Linked DNA regions of Mus musculus: region 2 is linked to region 1. A link is a loop called in an ENCODE intact Hi-C map of the cell type or tissue named here. Cell type or tissue: left cerebral cortex. All regions are shown on one strand. Each heading gives the region's core, and the rest is flanking DNA. Links, peaks and the distances in the headings are about the cores only.

The links. Hi-C counts contacts between places; a loop is a spot of excess contacts. Peaks named below come from ENCODE experiments on the same cell type or tissue, not always from the same donor. Only the 100,000 strongest peaks of a DNase experiment are listed, where the experiment ranks them.
Region 2: a loop joins it to region 1, with 2.7 times the contacts of the local background. A loop is called at or near these places in 3 of 42 quality-filtered maps.

What each region holds. Positions count from the first base shown.
Region 1 is chr6:45,651,889-45,664,876 of GRCm38, forward strand. It overlaps Cntnap2 (contactin associated protein-like 2), which reads left to right. Exons shown (of 24, transcript NM_001004357.2): 2 at 2,106-2,216. Among named protein-coding and RNA genes, the nearest start is that of Cntnap2, 600 kb to the left of the region's middle. In left cerebral cortex, for the core only: no CTCF peak of the experiment used is centred there; a DNase peak (open chromatin) is centred at 6,366.
Region 2 is chr6:45,317,676-45,330,663 of GRCm38, forward strand. All of the region lies in intron 1 of Cntnap2 (contactin associated protein-like 2), which reads left to right. Among named protein-coding and RNA genes, the nearest start is that of Cntnap2, 260 kb to the left of the region's middle. In left cerebral cortex, for the core only: a CTCF peak has its summit at 6,020 (motif pointing right); DNase peaks (open chromatin) are centred at 6,026 and 10,586.

The DNA of each region.
Region 1 (12,988 bases), core at 2,901-10,900:
AGTCCTAGTGATTGAAAGCTGATACCAGGTCACACTCTGACATTTCCTTTGCCTTGAACATTCACTCCGGTTGAGCTGAGTCTGCAGTGACTCTAGAGCACTGGATAGTTATTTATTTCTTGCTATTCAGCTGTATACATAGCTGAGATTTAAATGAACAGATATGCTACTGTAGATTATTCTTTCATTTCTTACTTTTCCTAAGGATATATCAAAACATCTGAGAAAATGGCATATGTATACAATTACATTCTTTAATAGGTTTGCTGTATAAGAAATTTGGATACAAGAAGTTTGGTTTAAAAGCCTCATTTCTCAAACATATTATAAAATGAAAGACTCTATATTAATTGTCAAAATGTATATGTAGCTTGTCTTGTTCTGGAGTGACATGAGCATTTGTTTACATATACACATCTATTTTAACTAGATTCTACATATTAGAGAGCGCATAGAGTTTTTGTTTGTTTGTTTGTTTTGTTTCTATCACTTTGTTTTTTTGTTTTGTTTTGTTTTGTTTTGTTTTGTTTTGCAATCATGTTGAGGTTCCAAAGAAGAACTGAATAGGCACGGAGTTATGAAAAGGGAAATAGAACTAATGTCTTCTAGTTCATTCTGTATCGTGAATTTTTCTTTGTTTTGAGAATGGCTAAGAAAATAAAACATAGTCAGTACTGAAAGTGTAAAATATAATGAGAAGCTCCATAGCTTCTGTTGCAAATGCTTGTTCTAACTTTACAGAAGTGCACTCATTGAGCGACTTTCGGTCTGGTTAATTTTAGTGTGTAGTTTTTATTTATTTGCAATAATCTAATAATCAAATATATAAAATAAAAAATAATTTCTCAGTAGCTCCAGATTCATACTGATCTGAATATTGATAGATTTCTCTAGTGTAGACAGAGCTAGGAGGGCTGAGAAGATTGTATTATAGCAACTGCAGCTGACTGCTTGAATTAGGTCTATGGCTATGGAGGTGAGCGATCAGGACTTAGGACGGACCCTTATGGCAAGCAGGATTCTGGTTGCACTCTCCCTGACAGAGATTCACTGAAAGGAAAATGAAAAATGGGTCCTAAGCACTAGAAAAATTTATAAATTAGGAGATTAAGAATATCCATGAAAGAATCAAGAAGCAAATTCTAAGAAGAGATGAAATTTTAAAATCCGAATGGTATTGTAAACACCCTGTGTAGAAAGCAATACAGATGGATATCAAAGCAGAGACTGGTGAATTTTTAGATAAAAATTCTTTTCAAATTGGCTGTTATTCTGGTTCTCCATTATAAACAACTATTTCTTTATTTTTTTAATAAGAACATCTAACACATGACCTTCTATCCTCAATATTTAAGTCCCCAAGATAATATTATCTACAGGCTTCATGTGATACATCTAAACTCTGGTGCTTATTCATCATACATTCTGATATTATACACTTTGGTTAGTGACTTCTACTTTCTTGCTTTGTGTACTGTTACTGGAATTCTTTCTAATTTCTATTCTTCCCGTTATATTGTTTCTCACCTTCTGTCTCTGTGATTTGTAAACATCTGAACCTTTTGGACAATGCCAGGTACAAAAGCTAATAGAAATAATTGGATTCTACGTGTGATCCTTAAAGACTGAATTTGAGTTGTGGCCCTCTTGAAACAACGTTGTTGTGCAGGCTACTATATCAAAAGTCAGAACTGTATAACTATTTCTGAGATTTATCAGGACTGGTACAACTTAGATAGTTAGATTATAACTTTTGGTGAACTATTTTATTGATTTATTGATTGATTGATGGGTGGATTGTAAATCTGTTCTATAGTCAACAGTTATTTTACTTACTTATATTTATATATATGCATGTGGGTACATGTACGTGTGCCTGCTAGTTTCTATGTAGACCTTAAATGGAATCAGATGTCATAGACCTATAGCTAGAGGTGGTTTTGAATCACCCATTGTAAATGTTGGACATTGAACAAGAGTCCACTGTAGGAGTGCTTAAATACTGAGGCATTTTCCATCCCCTTGGTAGTTATTTTAATAAGCATAACCTAGCCATTGTCTAAAGAGCTTTAGTGAAACTAGTTCCTTCTTATTTTTTTTTTCAGAAAAATGTGATGAGCCTCTCATCTCTGGTCTTCCCCATGTGTCCTTCAGCAGCTCTTCCTCCCTGTCCAGCAGCTATGCACCTGGTTATGCCAAGATTAATAAACGAGGAGGTAAGAAACATTTGATTCCTTTGTGGCTAGAAATATGTTATATTTGTAATTTGTCATTGACACATATATTAACACAACAAACATTGCTAGTAATGTAAAATGTAAATCCATGATTTAAAAAAAAATACCAGAGCTATCTTGTGTGTGCGCACGCGTGCTACAAATTAAGCAAGGTAAGTTAATGTGTATGACATTTGGAATCATCTTTGGCAAGATATTCAAAAGAACATAAACATTGTTAGTTAAAGAAATACTTTTTAGTCCAAAAAATACTTAATCAAACCAGATGTTTTAAAAAAGTAAGTCTTAATAAATAACTCTCTATATAAGTAAAAATGCATTGTAAATTTTATATATGTATATTGAATGTTTATATATGTATATTGAAGGTTTATATCTGTATATTGATGTGTCGCATGATATAAAAAATAAGGCACCATCCCATGCTAATGCCAGCTACTCTCTGGCCCCAAAGGTCTTGCTGCCTCCAAGGCTAGCCCCATGTGTTGACCACCCATCTCACTGTTCTCTCGACATGACATGAATCCTGCTTACATTCCCAGTCATCTGCCCGCTGTGGTTAGCTGTCACAAATCCCTGTGACCCGATAAAATCAAAACTCTAGAGGCTTGTAATTTATCAGTCAGATTTATATAAGTAAGTTCTCAATCCATTAAATTCTGGCACAATGAACTCAAACCTCAATTGATATATAGACAGGCTATACACCTAAATGGGGCAAATGCACCCTACTTATTATTTAATCATCTATCTAAGAAATCCCCAATACTTATAGCTTATTTTGGTTCTGGCTCCTCTTCCTCTCCTATGGGTCTCACCTTGTCTCCTCTTCTCTGTCTCCCTGTACTCATATCTAAAACTCTCAGCCTGCCTTCTTTTACAACTACCTAATCACAGGCTCTCACCTTATCTTATGCCTGCTCTCACCTGCAAATATAGACAGCAATCCATATTTCCCCCTTTTGTCAAGTTAAAAGGCTCTTTCCTCTCAAATATAAATTGAACACAACTATTACCATTTTGTAAATTATAAAGTATAAGATACACCTAATGTCCAGTCCACCATTTTTGTCAAATTAAATAGAACACCCTGTAATGTATCTTAATGTAAAAAAGGCTTCTAATTCCGTATCTGTTGTGTCCTGGTTTTACATTCATACTATCTAAAAACTATCCTCTTAAATATATTCTCCTGCAGGCAGGAGACAGATCTTAGTAACTATCATAGATTTCTACCAAATGAGATTATGGCTACACAATCAATTCTAACTATTATCTCCCTGTTCAAATTATAACCATTTCTAATTTCCTCAGAAAGACAATCCTAAAATAACAACTTCCAGCCACCAAGCCCAGAGAACTGGGATGATGATTCTTCATAACTACTTCCTACTGGATACGGTCATTGAGATATTTTTGAAGCATAGGAGATGGGGAGAAAGTGTAGTTCTCATGATGTCTGTGTCCTAACTGGATCTGGCTGAAAGTCCCTGAAATCAGGAATTCAAGCAAGTCAGTTCAGAATGTCTGATGATGAGACTCACCAAGTCTGTGTAGTCTGTAATATACAAATCTCAAAACAGTATATTTTTTTGCATTATCAAGATATCTGTATGGATTATATTAGTCTGTGTAGGGTGTTCAGACTAGTTAGGATAAAATTCTGCTCCAATCATGTATTCATTCATGCCATGTGACAAATGGCACAAAGAATATTTTTGTTTGATTCACCTGAATTTATATTCAGGTCATCTACCTCTATCAAATCTGATCCATATAACTCTGGAAGATGTGTATACACTAAGTACCTTTTCTAGAAATGCAAAGACAAAACCTTTCTCCCAAATCAGCATATCCTTCAGTCTGCAACCACGAGAGCTTATATCCTGCCTTCTCTTCCAGAGGAATAATAAAACAACCAAAAACCTCATAATCCCACACATTTTGATACTAAAAACAATGCAAAATAAATGAAATACTAAACAAATACTGTATGAGCCTATTTTTAAGCCTGTTCTAATTTGTCATGCCAAGGAATTAATCCCAAATTCCCATGGAGCCCACAAACAAAGAGTATGAGTTTCCTGTGGACTATATTATACTATCTATCTGTTATGATCTTTACCTTGGTTCACAGACTTACATTTATTAATACCCTTTATAATATCTATCTGTTGTGTTCTCTGCCTAGAGCCACAGACTTCTGTTTTATTAATACCTGTTATACCATCTATCTGTTATGCTCTCTGCTTTGAGTCACAGACATCCATCAATACCTGTTCATAGTAGGCAATTATCACTGCTCTCTACTTAGGTATCATTAAAATTTCCCTATTCTAGTTCTGAACGGTGGATGAAATTCCCCCACGTGATTCGGGCAAAGCTGAATATAAGTCTATTCTAAATGCAAATAATCCCAATTTTATAAATTCACAGTTCAATCAAAATCTGCCCCAAGAAGCAGGCAGCTTCCATTCTCTGGCTCTTTGACTCAGAGCAGCCATCTTGTCTCCTTTCACAGCAGGGGACCTTAGAGGCCCTGTGTTTCTTCTTTCAAGTTTCTCTCCCTGGAGCCACCCAGTGACTCCTCATCTCAGAGAAACAACCTCTTCCCTGCTAAGCTAAGAACTAAATCTCAGGCTAAGAATCTTAAATTTCTAGTGGATTCTTGCCTGTCCCCTGGATGCCATCTCTAGCATGAAATAATTTAAAAAGCACCCCTGCTACCGCTGGCAAGGCACTGGCAGTCTGGTCAGTCTTTCTCAGCTCCACAGAACCTGTCTCAGAGCTCCAAAATCACTAAGTTCCCATGGTGGGCTGTTTTCCAAATTCCCTTGATGGCTGGGGTGCCCTGTTACCATACTTTTTCTCTGGAACTCAGTTGAGTTGCTGCTTGAAGGAAAACACCACACACACTTAGTTTAGAATCAACAAGTATCACAAATGCTGATCGCAGCAACTAGCATCCTAATTTGTAAGCTAAGTTAAAAATCCTCCAGCAGTAGTTAGCAGAGGATCTGCCCCCTGAATCAGGGCCTCTGGCTACCTGCATTGTCCTGGTGCTCTCCCTGTAAACCTCTCTAAAACTCTCAGCCTGCCTTCCTTTTCCACTGCAAAAACACGGGCTCTTGCCTTATCTTGTACCTGCCCTCACCTGCATATAGAAAACAATCCACATTGATACGAAAATAATTTATTTGAAAATATACAATACAACTATGAGAATTTCCATAAGGATTTTGTTTTAGAACTGTATAAAAAGTAGCTCTGTATTTATTTTTTCACACTCTGGAAATATTGGTGAAATCACCTGGGCTCTAATACCCTCTAGTATTCCTGTTCTATTCGGAATCACAGGTTTCAAAGGGCCCTAGGCTTAGGTCTACAGTTACATTAAATTTAGTGTTTGGAAAGAACTCCATCACTTCGTTTTCTCAGCAGACATCCCATAAGTTCTGGCATCTTCAACATCCTTAATTCTCCATTTCAACTTGGTTTCACCTAAGTTGCTCCTTGCCGTGTCTTCTTACATCCTTATTGCAGAAACTCCAACCTTGCCACACATTTCTTGCTCTGAGCTTTCTGGAGCTTTATTGCAAGCTTCTATTATCTTCTCACCCTTTTACTTTGTATGCCTGCAGCCCCAGCATGCTATGGCGATATGGACATGCTTTGTGCAAACTGGAAATACATTTGGTATTTTTCCACCCTACTTTGGTGACACATGTGTCATGGCAGTTGAGCTAGGAAATTAATTCCATAGGTAGTTGGTTTTGAATAGGGAATACCATCAGCAGATTTACTAACTCAGATTCTCTTTTCAAATAAATTTGCATTTTCACAAATCAAATCTTTAAGCTGATTGAGTCTTCCTTCAGGATGCCTTTGCCATCATACCAATAAAGAATGTGAAGTTTCTCCTTAACAGCACTAATCTCTCTAACTACTACAATGACTTTTCCACACTTGCCTTTCCTTTAAACTTACTCATATTGCTTTGTTTTTGTAAGTGTGTGGTTTCAATATTTCTCCTTGCTTTTCCTGCAGAGCTCAGAATTGCGAATTATAACCATTCTACAGCCTGGCAGAGTACATTGTGTGAACTATCTCTGAAATTACACCAACTCTTTTTTGTAATTATGGATTTTTTTTTTTTTTTACTTTCCCCTACTCATGTACAAATTTAACTTCACTCATACTCCTTTCCTAACACAACTGCACAATTAGGTTCTTTGGCTCCACTTGCTGGTTGTTTTTATTGGGAGTCTACTCTCATGGTGGCAACTGTCTCTGTCTGAGCTACATAGATTGCCTCAACACTTCTTAATAGTCCCACTTTCAATGTATTATCTATCATCATGCTGTTTCCAACTCTTTTTGACTGTTACAATTGGTTTTCCCAAAGTAGGGAAATGTCTTAAGAAAGCTCAAGTGGTGAGATACAAGCAAAGCAGGGTGAGCAGTGAAGCAGAACAATTGGAGGATGTGAAGGTTGGAAACTGTGGGGAACTTGGAAAGACTGGCATTGCCATGCTCAATCATTCTCTACCTGATTTATTTTGCATTTACTAAAAAATGCCTTTCAATACAACTGGGTACTTGGTGACTTGACTAACTGTGACTTTTAAGGATTCCCTCATCTCTACCCCCTCAGTGCCATGCTTAAAGTCACATAGCATCATGTGCAGCTCTGATCAGAGCTAGGGATCTGAATTCACATCCTCATGCTTTCGTGGTAAGCACTTTCTCCATCTACCCATCTTCTCAGCTCTCATACATTTCTACCTTTATTTTTTTTGTTGTTGTTTTATTGAGAATAGATTTTTCTCACATAATGTATACTCACAGTTGTCTCTCCTTCTACTCTCCAAGTTCCTTACCACCTTCCCTCCCACCTGAATGCATCCCCCTTTGTCATTCACTGTAAAAAAAACAGGCTTTGGGGGTTAATTATAAAGGAAAACAAAAAATAATATGAAAAGAAAAACAAATACATCAATTTAGGACAAAACTCACTTTGAGTTCTTAAAGCATTTATTCATTCCCTTCCACTGCTTGTGTTGTCAGAGAGTTCCTTAAGGAATTTATTTCTTCTCTAAGGATTTCTATCATACTCAAGAAGGCTGTTTTAAGGTCTTTTCTTGTGCTTAAGTATGTTAGAATATTCATGGCTTCCTGTGATGGCATAGCTGGGTTCCAGTGGAGATGTATTGTCCTGAATATTTTTAATTATGTTTTTATGCTGGTGTTTAGTATATAGATTTAAGATTGCAATTCTAGGTGAAGATGTCTGGTCTTGTCTTTATTGGGTAAGTGTTTGACTCCTTGGATTCTGTTGCTCTCTCTGGTTCATGGGAGAGCTTGGTGGCTGTGTGTTTCTTGGTAGGAAATACTTCTGGGAAGCTGATATGTTTTGCCACTGGGGATTCAAAGTAAAATGTATTTCTAAGTATTAGGAGTGGATTATAGGATTGATAATCCTAATCCAAGGGCATCTGCAGGAGGAAGGAAATCAGGTTGTTCCTCTGGGATCTGTTAGTACCATGGGAATGGAGCAGAAAGTGAGGAGAAAGGTCAGAACAGATAGTCTTCCCAGGGCTGGGTATGAGTTTGGGGGATTGGTCTGGAACAGAAGAGGGAAGAAGATATGAAAGTGAAGATCTGAAGCTTCCCTGCTTGCTTCATAGGCCTCCTTGCTTCTCTGGCAAGCTTGCCTGGTGTGTTCCTAGTGAGTGACCCCTGGAGCTGGCGGCTGGAATGGAAGGATGAGAGAGAATAGAGTTTGGAGGAGGTCTGTGTGATCAGAGATGAGAACAGAGAGGAGGGGGCCCAAATGGGGTGAGAAAGATGAATTAGATTTGGAGGGGAGGAAAGGAAGGCAAAGATCTGTAGTTAGAGTGACTGCTTGCCTAGCTCTAGTGACCTTCTAGTTCCCACTCAATGTCTTCTGAATTTGGGAACTGGAATAAAAGGAGGTTTGGGAGGTAGAAAGTTTAGAGGGGAATATTTGTGTGATCCATTGGAGATGGATGCAAGGAAGTAACAGTGGCTATAGCAGATGCTGGCCCCCAGGGCTTCTCTCCTGTTCCTCCCTCCAATACCTCATCATGTTTCCCTTTTCCCCTCCTTGTCCCTTCTCTCACTCAGGTACTTCCCTCCTTTTGCCTGTTCCCCTGATTGCTTTTTTCTCCCTCCCAAATAGGATTGAGACATCTTCACTTGTTCACTTTGGCTTGTTAATCTTTTTTAGTTTTGTGGGTGGTATTCTGTACTATTTTGGTAATATCCATGTATTAGTGAGTATATGCCATACAGGTTCTTTTGAGTCTGAGTTACCTCACACAGGATGATATATCCTAGTTCCATTCATTTCATGTGCCCAATAGAAATCTTAGATGATGGAGGAAATGGGTGCCTTTATAATGTTACCTGTCTTAAAGTGAGCTACGGTTCTTGATTTTTGTTAAAGGACAGCAAGGGCAATAATTGATACCTAGCCTTGATGTAGGGAGCCTGCTCAGGTCATTCCTGAAGGTAGCATTCCTCATCACTCACTAACCTCTTCTTCCTTTCACATGTCTGTCACTAGAGGGTTTGAACAATTTCTGCAGTCTCAATCAAGCCTTATCCAAAGTCCCACCTGCCTCTATTCTTGAGTGTTTGCTGTTTAAGAAGTATATTTCCTTACTCATTCCACTCCCAAGCCTCTTGCCCTGAATTATATTAATTATAATTTTGAAATGTCTCATTTTTTTTTGAGTTCTATTCATTCCATTCTGTTCATTATTTGTTTGTTTGTTTCTCAGACAGGATGTCAGCATACAGCCCTGGGTTACTGAAACTCACCATGTAATACAGGCTGTCTCTCAAAACCAGAGAGATCCAACTGTGTCTCTGTCTCCACACTTCTTCTCCTCCCATTTTCAAACTTAAATAATGAAAGTGCCCTTCACAAGAAATAAAATCCAATAACAACTGGTGGCCAGGATATGGGATGGATGTTTCTATATTCTTGGTCCCTTATTCAAGAAATTGAGATACAGACTCACACTGATATAAAAGGTAGCAGGGTGACATTTTTCAACACAAAGCAATAGAACAGGCCAAATACACTGTCAAGATTGACAGTGAGCCATGTGAGGGAAGGCTCACACAGACTGTAATTTTGTGGCTTCTTTTTATGGAGTTCAAGAGGAGGAACAGTTAGGTTGGTAAGAGTGATAGTGTGGGTAATTCTTTATTTTGATTGATATATAAAGTTATATAATATTTTTTCAACTGTACATGTACTTTCCCAAAATTCATCTGATTTTAATCACATATCCAGTTTTTGATAGGAATCAGACAGTGGTGATTCCTCCCTAAAATATTATCATGAAGTACCCCATTTGCCGTAGTGTGTGTGTGTGTGTGTGTGTGTGTGTGTGTGTGTGTGTGTATCCCAAGCCAAGTGGAATCCCAAGTTCCTAAATTAGTAAGCCACTCCCTATTCTCACCTGTCTCAGAACTATAGCTGATATTCTATATGGGGACATGGTGATGATGGCTTCCCCTGATGTTGTTGCTCTGTGTCAGTAAGATTACGATTGTTCTGCTCTTCCTCTACTGTCCTAGATCCACTCAAGGCGTTCAGAAATGGCCAGATCAACTGTCTTCTTAGGTTTTATTATTAAATTATTTCCATAAACTCTTTATATCAAGACCAAAATCATGAAATAGTTGAAATATCTTTGTGAGTTTCCCTCCCACGTCTTAATCTTCTATTCCACTCTAGTTCTGTTTCTTTCCTTACTCTTTTAGTCTTAGGGACTTTAATTGGCTTCTTTCTTTGTCTGCTTATTGATAACTCATTCTTACTTTAGTAAAACTTCACTGTTCTTGTTCACTGTTCACCATTTGCCTCTTAAGAGTTGAAAATGTGAAGCAGAAAGTTCAAAAGGACTGATTTTTTTAATGTGGAATTTCAAGATATTTTACATTCCTATTTGGGGTAACTATGCTTCATCATCAATATGCCCTAGAGAATAAACCTGCTGGTGCCTTCTCTGAATCCAGTTGAGCAGGAGCAAGAGGGTGTTAGATCCAACAATGGATAGAATAAGGTGTCAGTAAGTTGATTAAATTCCCTGCAGTTCACTTCACTGATTGCTGTGATTATTATATAATTTATCATCTAAACCAAAACTTTTTGATACTGAAATAGAATACAATCTGTGATTACTATAGGATAAACCTGGAAGTTTGATTCCACATGTTTTAAAATTGAGTCACTTACATTGATTGGCAGAGCTATTGTAATGATTATAGGGAATACTCTACACACACTGGTGTTGCCTTGAAACATTAGTCTCTTTCCCAGCAATTATCCCCAACTATTAAAGAGAGTATTATGAATAATAATTTTAAGTCAATGAGCGAATGAAATACATAACACTATAACACAAATGCTTCCCTAGAAGTAATTGCTATAGCTTAAGTATAATTTACAATTTAAGTAGTTTTAATGATTTTTGCATAATTGGATTATGAATTAAACTTAAAAATTTTCAATATCCTTTCAATGTATTTCAATTCCAATAAAAGAGATTATGTCAGAAATACACATATTATCTTGTTATTACGTTAAGGTCATCCCAGTGTGATTTTTGAGAAAATGCAGGTATGTACATCTATTAAAGCTATTAATCTCAAAAGGAAGTAATAGATGGCATTGTTTTTTCTTACTCACTGTATAAATTGCATTTACAAACTTGACTCCTGTATTTGTTTTCCAGCTGAGAACAAGCAACTAATTCTTATTGTGAATTTTAGTTTATGTTTTTTCATTTCCCCAAGTACTGATGCACGTGAGGCAACTGCTCTACCATTGAGTTATGTCCTCAGACTTACTTTATCCATTTTTATACAAATTTTATGCATTTTTAAATTTATTCACAAACGAACATAAACTGGGACTTTGTCACCACTCAGAAATTTTCAAAATTAAAAATACAATGCATAAAATATTTGCATCACTGATACTTGTTTAAGGTCACAGAATTTGGAAGCAACCAGTCCATGAGTCATATCTGGATAGAATCTGCCCTGAAAACTTACCAATAATATTGTTGGTATTCTCCTGCATTTTATCATGCTGGGGGTTCAATATGTTGTTTTTTCTCAAGATACAAAACAAATCTTCTCTCTTTCTCTCTGTCTCTGTCTCTGTCTCTGTCTCTGTCTCTCTCTGCCTCCATCTCTGTCTCTCTCTGTCTCTGTCTCTGTCTCTCTCTCTCTGTGTCTCTGTGTTTGTGTGTCTGTTGATGGGGGTTTGTGCGTATTATTTCAGTGCCTGCAGAGGTCAGAATGTGCTATGGATCACCTAGAACTGGAATTACAGGCAAATGTGAGCTACTCAACTTGCATGCTGAGAACTGAACTAAGGACATCTAGAACACGGATGTGCACTATTACTTACTAAGTTATTGTTTCAGTACCTTGATTTTGTTTTCACTATAGAATTCTGGACTGGGTTCTTCACTGTATCTCATAGAGCTCTTTTCTAAGACTGCTGAAGCTCATGTGAACTATGAACACACAAACAGAATCACATATGCAAATATGTATGTATATGCCTTTTGTCTTTAAGGTCACCTGGACTGATACTGTATTACCTAGTCCTGTTCTGAAAACTCAGAACATTACTCAGCGTCAGTAGAATCCATTTTTACTTTGCAGGATCTTTTTACAACTTTCATCTAAACACTATGAACAAATGAGGAGTTTAGAATATTGTATGTAGCATGTTAACTTCACATTGAATTAGCAAAGAAATAAATTCAAGTACTTGCTGACATTGAAATAATTGAGTAAGTGCATCTTACATATTCATTAGTATGAACTTGGATCTTTACTTTACCCCAGGAGACAGTTTTAAACATATTTCACCATTGTTCAATTGCCAAATTACTTCAGAAATGAGAAACTGAGTAAAAGAACTGCCAGACTTTATCATGTATGAACACTTATTTCCTGTAACCAAATTTGACTAGAACGCCAATGTGTTGTCCTTCCTGGCAAAATCCCTGATGATTTGGCCTGTAAATACCACTACTTCCCAAAGTACATCAAAATTATATGAATTAGAAGAACATTTATATGTTTTTTTTTTTAATTTACAAAATTTATCCATAGAGAGAAGTTTTGAAGCAACTAAGAGAAAAATGGGCAGCCTATTTTGCTTTCATAGTCACTTGGACTCCCTGGCAAATACCTTGAAAAGACGTTTCTCATGCTTAGTACTTTGGATTTTGTTAGATGTTCTAAGGTTCTTGGGAATTATCATCAACCCAAGTGGCATTTAAGTTATATATATTTGTATATACATAAACTTATCTATATAATATATAATCATATGTAATTTTAAAATAATGTTTCCTGACAACTATTTTCATACATAATCCATCTAAATCTGACCAGAAAATCTTTTTCCTAATAAACCACCTTTCATAGTAAAAAAAAAAAAATAATAAGATGACAAGTGACAAGCTGCAAAAAATAAGATACAGGCAACAGTCCCACTCAACTGCCATACCTGTGAACCGAACCACAGGAACCACAGCAATAACCAGCCCTGCAACCCCTAAAGATGCAGTAGGGGGCACTCATATCTTGACTTTAATTAACAGCTACTTAATTGGACTTAAGGCCCAGTCAACAAAAGAGACATCATACACTGTACCAGAAACCTAGAACTGCATTTGAAACACTTA
Region 2 (12,988 bases), core at 2,596-10,595, 330 kb before region 1:
ATTAAGAAGCAAACCCATGAGTGCGGTTTAATCATGCGAGAAAGAAACCTGTCTGGAAAAGTAATTACTCCCATTAAGTTAATGCATTGTCAAGTCTGAAAGTTTGTAGCACTCTTAGCTCCAGAATTGTTTTTTTTTTTTTTTTTTTTTTTTTTACAACTTAAACTTAAACAAATCTTCTTAGTTAAAACCAGGCTTCTATGTGGTCACCTTGACAATATAAAAATGCACAAGAGATTTGGGTGGGAAAATATTCAATTTCTTGACAAAATGAAAGCTCTATCATTTAAAACTTTGGAAACATTAACAGTTAAAAAGAAGGTTTAATGTTTAATTAAATTCTTTGGCTAATTCATGTATTCAGTTCTTCAAATTAATTACTAAAATGTATCTCTGAACCCTCTAGATTATAAACATATATTTAGTTTTCAGTATTTTCTTTGTATGAATACCTAAAGAAATATTTTATTAATTTTTTCTAATGTGAAATTAATGATCACATAATATTTTAATGTATCTGGTTGGCTTATGAACATTATGTGTATTTTTCAGTTATGATATAGTCAGCTTAAGCAATTCATATTTTCATTTCAGTTACAAGGCTATTAAATTGTTTTGGAAAAGAATTCTAGTCTCAACTCTATGAAGTTTGACATCAGTAAAATAATTCCTATAATATAATTTAGTTATTACCACTAGGTGTCTAGAATCACACTCAGATGAAATAATAATTAAATGTTTTCCACTGAGTTTTAATCAAGAGCTGCAGAGATGGCTCAGATGTTAGAGCACGTCCTGCAGCTCCAGTTCCAGGGCATCCAAAGTACTTTTCTGGACACCATAGGTATTGCATCCAGGTGGTGCATATCTATGCACTCATATATAGAAAATAACAATAAGTAGATCTTCAAATTTTAATCAAGCTTTAATCATTTTGCAAGTGAGCAATTTTATCTTCTTTTATCATCATAATGTAATATTCTAACACAAAAAGGTGTTTCCCCCCCTGTGGCTTTTGAAGTTTGCAATAAAATATTAACCAAAATATTTGAGATTATATAAATTTGCTAGATAATTTAAAGCCTTTTATTGTGCCTTTCACTTCACACACTGCTTTGAGGAGGAAAAGTGATTATTAATAGCATTAACTGCCCTTACCACTGATTAAATACCTTTTAAAATATTGATGCTATCTTTTAATGACAAGAGAACAAAATGTAAAGTACACAATAAGCAAAAGTATTGACCTAGCAGGAAAACAAAAGCAAATAATGTGAAACTGGTTTAAAAATCTACTTAGTATTCTTCTTTCATAGTACTGGCCAAATAAAATCTTAAACATAAATCATTGCAAGGTAGAGAGATGTTTCAGTGGGTAAAGACGCAATTGGGTCAAACTGCCTGAGACAAGAGAATCATAGAGGTTCACAGGCCAGCTTGCCTGGAGCACACAGCATAGCAACAAAATAAGAGACTCTGTCTCAAAAATGTAGAAGGGCAATGATGGCACCAACCTCTGATTATTGGTCTTACCTCTACATACATGCACTGACCACTGAAGTACAAGCACACACACACACACACACACACACACACACATGTCCCACCCATGCACACACACACATGCATGCATGCACATGCACACAAACAACCATGCAAACAACCGAGTACTCACACACTTTTCTTCCTCCCTCCTCATCTCTGGTCTTCCTTTCTCTTTCTATGCAATCACAGAATTGTAACTAGAATTTAACCTTCTCTCTACTGAGGCAATTAAGTTTCCAGTTTCTCCTGTGCTAAGAATGTGGTTATACCTCTGAATCTTTGATTCAACATGAACTAACTAATTTATACTTATTTTAGTAGCTTAATAATAAGGGGAGTCTTAAGTAGCATGCTTTCAATTAGACTTTCTTATGGGAAAAAGCTAATAACTTTTCCCATAGAGTTAAGGCTTTCCAAGAAGTTTGAAGTTTGGAAATTACATATGCAAACGGACAGAAAAGGTGATGCTTGTATCAGATGCACGGGTCTGGACAGTGCCCAGATCTTGATTAAGGACCACAAGCATGAATGGAGATGTAATGAGTGTATTATACATAGCCGTCCTGCTGGGTACCTTTAGCTGGTACAGTGTGCACACAAGAATTTAGATTCTCAGGCCCAAGAGCAGGTTCTGTAATTCACTCCAGACCATCCCTACTGAACCCTTTAAATAATATCTAGTCCTAAGGTACTTCAATGTGATCTGTTTGAGTGTAAATAAGAACATGGAAATTTTATTCTTATTTTTTTTAACTTTAAACCATTGTTTTTTAAAATAATTTTTAGTTTCTTGGAATACAACAAAACCCCCATTATAAAATAAAATAAAATAAAATAAAATAAAATAAAATAAAATAAAATGAAAGATTAAACAAAGTTGAACATGGGTGGTACACATTTTCTGAGTTCGAAACCAGGCTGACTGCTCTACATACTGAGTTCCAGGACTAGGATAGTCAGAGCTACATAGAGAAACCCTGTCCAAAAAAAAAAAAAAAAAAAAAATAGTCAAAGCCAATCAGCCTGTCTTAGTGTGCGTCTTCATCCCTATCTTCAATGCTCAGGCAGTCATCATTACTCCTTCCTCTCTCTCTGCAATCACCGCAGAAAGCAGTGACCTTTGTCTCTTCCTCTGTCATGCTGTGTTTTTCTTTGGCTGTTAGCAGGAATCTGTCTTTTGAATCAAAAGCACAGAGCCTCCTCTGTGATTTACAAACTTTTATTCATCATCCATAAAGTGGTTTCAAAGGGAATCTTAGTTTTGATCCATATAGTACTTTTTTTCCAGGAACTGAATGCTGTGTTAAATATCTGAAGCAATCACTTTTGTTAATAAAGCTATATATTTCCTTGTGAATAGAAAAAACAATAAATAATAAAGCCAGTCACTTTAAATCAAATGAAGAAACAAATAATTTTAGAAGGAATGGTTCTCATAGAATTTAACTAGTAATGAATCACGTGATTTTACTGAATAAAATTATTAAATTTTGAGGTAGAATCTTGCTTTGTAGCAGAGGTCTCAGGTTCTCTATACCATTTTCTTAATCCCTCAAATGCTGGGGTTGTTGATTTGTGACAACATTCTTGGAAGTTAATTTCATTTTAATGATAAATCAAAACATTTCAAAAGTTGGCAATGCATGCATCATGCATTTTTCAAGATAAACATGGGATTAAATCATTCAAGAAATGACATAGAAACTGTTCGGCTTAATTAGACAATTTATACATCTTGTACTTTAAATAACATATGTCAGCATGATATACAAGTGATAAACAGCATAGCCATCATGAAAGTTTGTCATGAGTTTAATAGGTAAATACTTAGTTTGGCCTGTTCCCCAATTTTCTCTCAAGTCTATAGGAATTGTACTTTTAAATCTAAATACCAATTACTATATCTTCTTCTCCACAAAGTTTAATCTTTCAACTAAGGGTTTTATCCCTAATCCAAATATAGATATTACCCTCCTTTCACGTTGCTCTTAGGTAATTATCTAGATCTAGGTGTATGATGGCTAATTTTTAATTGCTATCTTGGTACAACCTATAATCGCCTAGGACAAGAGACTCAATGAGGGACTATGTAGAGCAGGCTGGCCCAGGAAACTTGGCTACAGGTTATTGCCTTAAGTGACTTAATTGTTATGTGACGACCCAGCCCCCTAAGAGGCATGCTATCCTTGGTTTGGGGCTCTGGGCTATATAAAAATAGGAAAAAAAGTTATTGGTACTAGACACGTAAGCATTTGTTCTCTCTGTTATTTATTGTGAATATGACTAGCTGCTTTAGATTCCTGCTTTTACTTATCCATGAAGATGAGTTGTGAACTCAATTGTGCGCTAAAGTGAGCCTTTTTCACCCTAAGCTGCTTTTGTTTTGCTTGCAGAGCAATAGGAATGAAACCAATAATAGAGCAAAAATGATATGGATCCAAGAGGGAGAGCTCCATCCAGATTTGCACATAGTTTACTTCAGCATGTTAATTCTACTAACATGTTACTAGGAGGTTATCGGAGGGTGAGGTACCTTCTAAGGGCCTTCTGAATCATCTGGTTTTGGTTTTTGTTGTTGTTGTTGTTGTTTGTTTGTTTGTTGTTTTGTTTTTTAAGACTGGGTTTCTCTGGGTAGCCCTGGCTGTCCTGGAACTCACTCTGTAGACCAGGCTGGCCTCAAACTCAGAGATCCACCTGCCTCTGCCTCCCAAGTGCTGGGATTAGAGGCGTGTGCCGCCACTCGTGGCTATCATCTGTTTGTTTAATGTGCCTTTTATCCAAGGACACTGTTGAGTATTCAATACTCCCCTGTCTCTCATCAACTGTAAAACTGATGCAGGAAGCAGGCACATAATTGACAATCTTATACCTCACTCAGCTGGGGAAAGCACGTGCTCCTTCTATCTGGCATCACCCTCTCTATTTCCTGTCCTAGATTTCCCTGTATTTCCTGAGTTGCAAACATTCAGAATGATTTTGATGACATCATCAGTGCTGTACCCCAGAAGAAGAAATAACAAAGTTCTTTTTGTGTGTCAAATCCTTTAGATTTCTTCGCTTGTTAATAAAATTTTATGTGACTGCAGTCACATCCATTTGTACTATTGGTTCTTTGCTTTTTTTTTTTTTAATTTTTTAGCACATGCTACAAAGACAAAGACAAACAGTCATAGCAGAGTCTGTATGGCAATAAATCTGAAACATTTGACTTTTACCAAAAAAAAAAAAAATCAGTTGTTGAATTTGGCATGAAAGACAAAACTTATAAATGTATGAAATAATATTATTGGAATCCCAATGGGCAGTTTTTCAAATTAGTTTTTGCCTGATTTAAACTCTTTCATACTCCAACATCTCTATCACTCCAGACCCCTAGATTGACAAAACCACCATATATTCTTCTTGTCTGTATTTGATTTACAGAGTTTTATGTGACAGCAAAATCATATGATATTGGTGTTTCTGTGCCTAACGAATGTCACTCCAAGGTCTTCCTACTTCATGTATATTATCACAAATGACAGAATTTCCTTTTGAAGTTTGATTTATGCACTATATATGTAAATATATAGTGAGTGTGTTTTATGCCCCTGTGTGTATGTAAATACACACTCACATTCTCTTTACTCATCACTTTTTGATTTGTGACTTTTTGATGACCTGTAGTTTGACTCCAGATTCTCATTGGGTGAACAGTGCTGGGTTGCACAGGAACCTTTGGATATACAGTGCCATTGTGGACATAAGCCTATATCATATTTCATAAAGACTAAAGCTGAAGAAACTTGCTGTACAACTGAGCAACATACCTGAAAAAAAACTATAGAAGGAAGAATACATTTTGGCTCACACTTGGAAAGTACAGACCATCATGGGGAAGATGTCATGGCAGAACAACTTGAGGCAACTTGTCAAATTGCATCCCTAGTCATGAAGCAGAGGGAGATGAACAATAGTACTCAGCACATCTTCTCCTTACTCAGTCTGTAACTCTGCTCTATGACATAATGTTCCTTGCAGCTAAATTGTGTCTTCACACTTCAGCGCCCATTTAGAAAGTTACTCACAGACATCCTGATGTTCATCTCCAGATGCTTTCAAAATGATAGTTAATATTAACCATTACAGTGCACACAATTGATGTTTTCTAATAGACTTTAATTATTCTCATAGAACACACACATTCTAGGCAAGTAGGATAATGCATGTGCTAATTTGTTTCATTTATCCATTTCAAAATTTCAACATTCAACAAAACATGATGTACACTTTAAATAGGTTCAAACTTTGTTTAATCCATCAAAGCAATATTTTTATTTTTAGTACAAGAATTTATAATAATGATTCTACATATGTCATGCCAAGATTCACACACATTAATCAAAGGTTAAAACTATCATAAATGGAAGGTTTTAAGGTAGATTTGAAGTGTTTCCTGCAGCCTTTCATGGAGAGCTTGGGTGCAGTTTAGTTCAGCCAGCAGGGGGCGCTCCAGTACACTTGGTGGGTTTTGTTTTGTTTTAAACCTGAAAGTTCTTTTCATTTTTTTTTTAATAGTTCACATGCTTTGTTTTTGTTTTTGTTTTGTCCTAGCTTTGTTATTTCTTTCTTCAACGAAAAGCTAAAGCATCTCTGGAGTAGAGATTTCTTGCTTGAGTTCATTGAAATCAGGCCAGGGGAATCATATCAAGGCTATGGTTAGATTACTTCATAGTATACATGTGACTGCCTTCTCTGAGTACTGCCTACTCCTGGCATGTGTTCCCTTTTCTACTTGTAAGATGTATGTATCATTTTTCCCCCAAAGTACTAAAAATGCATGGTATAGAAGTTTAAAAGTTATTTCAGCAATTTCTCTGAGCTTCATATTAAGGCAGCCATGTCTTACTTGTATGAAGAAGTTATAAGTCCCTTGGAAGCCTTGCCTAAAATTAACTCATCAGATAAAGCCAGCTGACACAGAAGCAGTGCTTACAGAGTTGGAAATTCTGTCATTTGTCTGTGGCTCCTTTCACATTCCTATAACATCATAAAGCTGAGAGATAAAAGCTCTTTATGGCTTCCTAGTCCAGTGGTTCTCAACCTTCCTAATGTTATATCCCTTTTATACAGTTTCTTATGTTATGGAGAGCCCCAGTCATGAAATTATTTTCATTGATACTACATAAAGTTAATACTCATACTGTTAAGGATCATAGTAAAAGTATCCCTGTCTGTGATTTCCAGTGGCTGCAGGTGACTTCTGTGAGTGGGTCATTCAGTAGCCTTAATGAATCACGACTCCTAGATTGAGAACCACTGTCCTCATAGTTTGGAATGATAGCTAGCCCTAGCCAGGTAGGATTCTAGACTCCTAACAGTCGCAAGTGTTTTAAATTGGCCACGAAATAGGATTTATTCCAGCTAAAATGAACTCTAACAGTGACAAAAACAGACTTAGTTGGGAAGAAAGAACAATTTTCAATGTAGGTAATTTTTTAAAAACTAAAACGTAGTCACATGGTAATAGAAGAAGGTTGGGGGGGGTTTCTTCAGTACACAGCTAGAAAGGGTCTCTAAAATGACAGTTTTTCAATGAATTACACATGAGAGATTCAGGAAGAAGAATGATGGAAAATGCATAATGGTATCAGGAGAGTGGAGCAGGAGGTAGGAAGAGCCTCAGATGTCTGCTAGAATTCCTCTTCACTCTGTCGGGTGGCATTTCTCCAAATGCTTGGAGTTCTCACACATTCTCAAAGTCTCAAAAAGGGAATGTAAAACAAAGAGGTCAATAAATTAAAAAGAAGTATAGGATTTCCTGAGACAAAGTAAAGTATCTGAATAAAGCACATTATATGCTCTTGGAAACACATTTTTTTTTTTACTTTTGTTATTTTGTTTTGTTTTTGTTTTTGTTTTTTTAAGTTGGGAAAGAAGAACATGGTGGATAAAGAGTTCTCAGCTACTTAGGTGGATAATAGTTTCAGTCTTACAAGAATGCCACGGCATTTTTGAGTGTTCTAAACGTGCAACTCTTCAAATTCTTCTCCTGCTCCTCCTCCTCCTTAGAAAACACTCAGTTAAAGGGGACAGTTGTTCAGAATGTGATAAAACAAAACAATACAATAACAACAAAAAACCAGTTGGATGGCTAGGCTTCTTTGATGCAGCCTGTTCCAGCCATAAGGATGCTAAGAAAGTATTTTCTAAGACCAGGGCTGAATGCCAGGAAAGGAAACGTTGTGCAAAGAGGGGAATACTTTTAAAAGTTGATAGCAACACTACTTTAAACCTGATCTTTCTCTCTCGGCTTTTTGAAAATAATTAAGGTAAGATGACCATCTCATTTTTTTATTTCTTTTTTTATTAGGTATTTATTTCATTTGTATTTCCAATGCTATCCCAAAAGTCTCCCACACACTCTCCCACCCACTCCCCCCCACACCCACTCACACTTCTTGGCCCTGGCATTCCCCTGTACTGAGGCAGATAAAGTTTGCACAACCAATGGGCCTCTCTTTCCACTGATGGCTGACTAGGCCATCTTCTGATACATATGCAGCTAAAGACACGAGCTTTGGGGAGTACTCGGTAGTTCATATTGTTGTTCCACCTATAGGGTTGCAGATCCCTTTAGCTCCTTGGTTACTTTCTTTAGCTTCTACATTGGGGGCCCTGTGATCCATCCAATAGCTGACTGTGAGCATCCACTTCTGTGTTTGCTAGGCCCTGGCATAGTCTCACAAGACACAGCTATATCTGGGTCCTTCCAGCAAAATCTTGCTAGTGTATGCAATGGTATCAGCGTTTGGAAGCTGATTATGGGATGGATCCCCGGAATTTACAGGAGGATGAAATAAATGTAAGTCTGTGGGAAAAGAGAGGATGAACAGGAGCAAACTGGAAAACCAGAGGCAAATCTATCATAACGGGCACTTGGAAAACATTCAGTTAGGATTCACTCAGCTGCAAACGCTGCCTGCTTATGTTGGTGGAGTCTACTGTGTACCTAGCAAAGCATGCCGGTTTCAACTGGTGCTGCCACTGCAGAAATCACAGCTGAAAGCTTCCGTCCATAATTAAGACATTACCTGCCCTGGCAAACACTCCCCTCACTTCACAACAAAATGATAGCTCCCAGGAAAGAAGAGGGTGGATTTTGAAAATGAATTCTCATTTGTATTTCTCTGGATTTTCTGACCTTCAGTGCACTCACTTTGATTATGCTGTGCTTTGCTACAATATTAGAAATTAATTTGAAGCACATTGCTGTTTTACTTAAAATAATTGGGCAGTACACATTAAGTAAAAATTTTAAATTTATACTTGCAAATACATTAAAGCTAATAGCATAAAACTACTGGTTGTTATTGCCAAAAGGAGAATTAAGCGTATTGTTTAATAAACTCTTTGGAAATTGCAACTGTTACCTTAATGCAACTCATTCCAATTTTCATTACCTGAATCTTTAGTATTACCAACACATATTTTAAATATCAATAATTGAGATCCTTTACCTGGGAGCTACGTAAGAAAACCTCACATACGTTTATTCCTTATAAGTTTAGACATGCACGTAAAATATTTGTGTAACAAAATCATGTTATTTTTCATATTAGTGCTTTTATGAATTTTCAATGCGTAGAGACAGAGATGTGTAAGGGAATCTGTTAGTGAGCATGGGATCTATATGCATATCAATAAAAATAACCTTTCATGTGAAAATACTGCATATGTGTTGGCCACAGAAAACTGGTTTTACAACTTTAATGGTCCCTATCAAATCCTTTTTTTTTTTTTTTGAAAAAAAATATTTTTAATGCACATCTATACAGGACTTCAAGTAGATTTTACCTGGTTGAGTATAAAATGAGACTGGAAGCAAGTTGAGCTTCTGTGCTGCTACAACATCTTCAGCACTTGAAAGATAAAACTATACATTTGAAGATACATTACCAGAAAAATATTTAAAATGTTGTATGTGTTCATTGAGATTTTGTTTCTAATTAAAAAAAAATACTAGATACTTTCTTCATTTACATTTCAAATGCTATCCCCTTTCCTAGTTTCCTCTCCGAAAAGCCCCTCTACCCCCCACACCCTGCTCTGCTTCCCAACCCACCCACTCTCACTTCCTGACCCTGGCATTCCCCTGTACTGGGGCATATAATCTTCTAGGCATATACTCAGAAGATGTTCCAAGTTGTAATAGGACAAATGTTCCACTGTGTTTCTAATTTTAATTGAGGGATTTCTCTGTAGAGTATTCTCAAGAACAAAGAAACCATACACAGCTTCTATCCATTCAGTTCATAATTGGAACATCTTATAAGCCATACTAACTTATAGGAATTCTGTAGTTACTATTCCGAGGCTAATTTGCTTAACATAGCTTCTTCTCTCAGAAATGGCTTTCTGGTATCTCTCAAATATCCCTTGCTTGAAGTCTTTACCACATTTTATGTACCATTTGTCATTATTTTTTTAATGTGAAGAAAATTTTGAGCCAAGTTTTCAGTTTCATGGTGGTGTTAAGATATGTAAAAGCCATACATTAAAAAATAATGTAATTATATTTTAACATAAGAGAAATAATTTAAAAATAATATAATGAAGTGCCATTGATAAAAGTCTAAAAGTGAAGTTGCCATTTCTGAAAGATGAGCTATCCTTTCCTTTCACCTGGGCTAGGAGAATCCACCACATTCCTAAGATATTCCTCCAAAGACTAGACACATACTTCTTGCATGGAATAAATTTGGTATTTGTTGGAACTTAGAAGACAGCAGAGGAAGAAGAATTCTTTACTATGTCTGCTCATATTTAACTACCCTAAGGCACTTTAATTCTTGTCCATCCTTTATTCCAGCAAAACTGTCTTAGCCCAAAAGATATATCTGTACAGAGCTCTCTACACTGTCAAAGAGGAAAGCTATGCTGGGAAGCTTGGGGGATGGGCTGTCAGTTTTCTACTTGAATTATCGTTATTTCACTAACCAGTTATCTTTTTCACATCCATTGTGACTAGAGAATGAGATGTGGCAGCAATCTTTGTGCAATGCCATTTGTACACTAAATTTATGCTGTAGATTTGCATGCTAAGTACCTCTCCAGCTAGAGGAACTCTCAGCGACAGCATGTTTATGCCACCATTTGGGTTTAAATTGGAATTCTAAAGCAGACCGAAGTCAAACATGGAGATGCTTCTAGGTGCTTAGCTTAAGTCAAGCATGGACTCTAGTTTGCTCCATAGGACTACTTCCTGTGTGAGGTTTTGTCAGTTCTTTTTTTTTTTTTTTCAGGCATTATCAAAATCTGTAGCTATATTTTTCCATTGTTTTAAAATTGTGTGGTCAAAAGACATTTACATTTGATTGAAATGATGTGATTTATAATTTAAGAGGAACCACAAAAGTTTAATGTAAATTTTGTATAATTCCTCACACACTCATCTTCATATTTTAAAAAAGAAAACATTGACTATGTGAAAGGCCTGTTTCACAGGAAAGAAAAACAAAAACCATTATAACCTTCAATGAGTCTCAGAGTTTGGAGCCTGATCTCTCTTCAGTGATTATAGATCAGAGTCTTATTGCTCTGAGTTTGTAGGGTTTTAACTCACTCTTCATAAAATCGCCAAGTTGCAATTTGCAGCCTCAACTGCCTTAAAATCATTTAAATAATAACAAAGGAAGTTTCTAGAAAATGTACAAACTAAAATATAAATATTTTGAGTAGGCAAAGAAAGAAAGAAAAAAGTATTCACTTATAATCCTTTACAAGCTAGCTTGCCCTCACCATAAATTATTACTAACATCTGTAGATTTTGTTTTAGAAATTTTATATATGTTCTTAGTTGTTGCAGAAACTGACAATTAGTCACAGGTGATTGTATTTTTGCTAGTAAAATTTCTCAAGTTGAGAAATATTATTTCATTTTTAAGATCTCAAATAGTGTAGGGGAATGCCAGGGTGGGGAGGTGGGAGTAGGTAGGTTGTTAAGGGAGCACCCTCAGCAGGGGGAGGTGGAAGGGGATAGAGGCTTCTGGAGGGAAATCCAGGAAACGGGATAACATTTGAAATGTAAATAAATAAAATATCCAATGAAATATGAATAAAAATCCCAACTATTCTAGAATACATACAAGAATATGTGTGTTATGTTTATTTTAGCACATTTCCCTCTTATCTAGAATATTAATACTACATAGAATAGGATCGTATAATATATTTGGAAAAAGATGCTATGTTGAACTGTGTCTTATAAAAATACACAAAGTCTTGTATCCTCCCTGCATAAGTGACTTTGTTTAGAAATATGATTTCTGCATATAATCCTGAGATGAGGTCTTTAGTTTGGCAGCATTGCTCTTATAAAAAAAAAAAAATGCCCAGAAAACAGACATGCACAGAGAAAAGACAATAGGATGATAAGGCAGAAGACAGTCACTTTAAAGAAGAGCCTTCTTTGCCACACATTAATCACCCCAGATAAAAGAAAAGCATGCCTGAACTAATTTCACTGAAGCTATTCTACTGCAATAGAAAGAAAAATGAGGCTGGACCATGTCAGGGATTCCCTGAGTACATAAGGTAAAAAATAAACAGAAAGAAATTCTCCTGGTCATTAAAGGTGTGAACACCCAACAAACATTGTTGCTGCTTCCATAATTCAGGGACAGAAAACAATGTTTTCTTATGGAATAAGCTACCTACAGTCCAGTATTTGGTTAGACTTGTCTGTGGAACTGATGTGTTACTATGTATGAATTGATCATTTTAATTCTTCGTATTTTCAGAAGACAAACCTCTTAAATAAAAGTTGTTGAAACTATAAACATACAAATAATTATGCTCCTGTCATCACAATGTCATGGGTTAGTTTCCTTGAAAAGATAACCAAAGTCTACAAGTGTTATGGCCCTGATTATCTGGGTCTTTGTCTTCATAATTCTGACTGTTGGGTTTGATACAGAATTTAGATACGTTAAAAAGAACTCCTTAGGTTGTTTGTAGGGTGTATGTGAAAGGTCTTTATTAAAACACACCAAATACATTAATCAAAAAACAAGGAGAAAAGAAAAAACAGAGATTTTCATATCCCAGAATTGGTTTCACTGGAACTATCCTCTGGTAATAGAGGGGACAGAGGAGGTGTAGCATTCTCAAGGTACTTTTATATGGAGTCCTATAGTCCTTGAGAATATTTTAATCATAAGAAGGGGAAAACGACAAGCTTGGTGCTGCACTTATTTTAACTCTGAAGCTAACTTTTAATTGAATAAAACAATTCAGGCAACTTGTCTAGAGCCCAGCTGTTGGCAGTTCACCTTCAAGCTTGAAAGTCCGGAGTAAATGCTCCTTTGGCTTCAGAACAACTTAATTTCCCTTCTGCAAATGTCTCTTTTAATGAAAACAGCCCATGTCTTACCTTCTCACTTCCAGCTCTTAAATGTCTCTC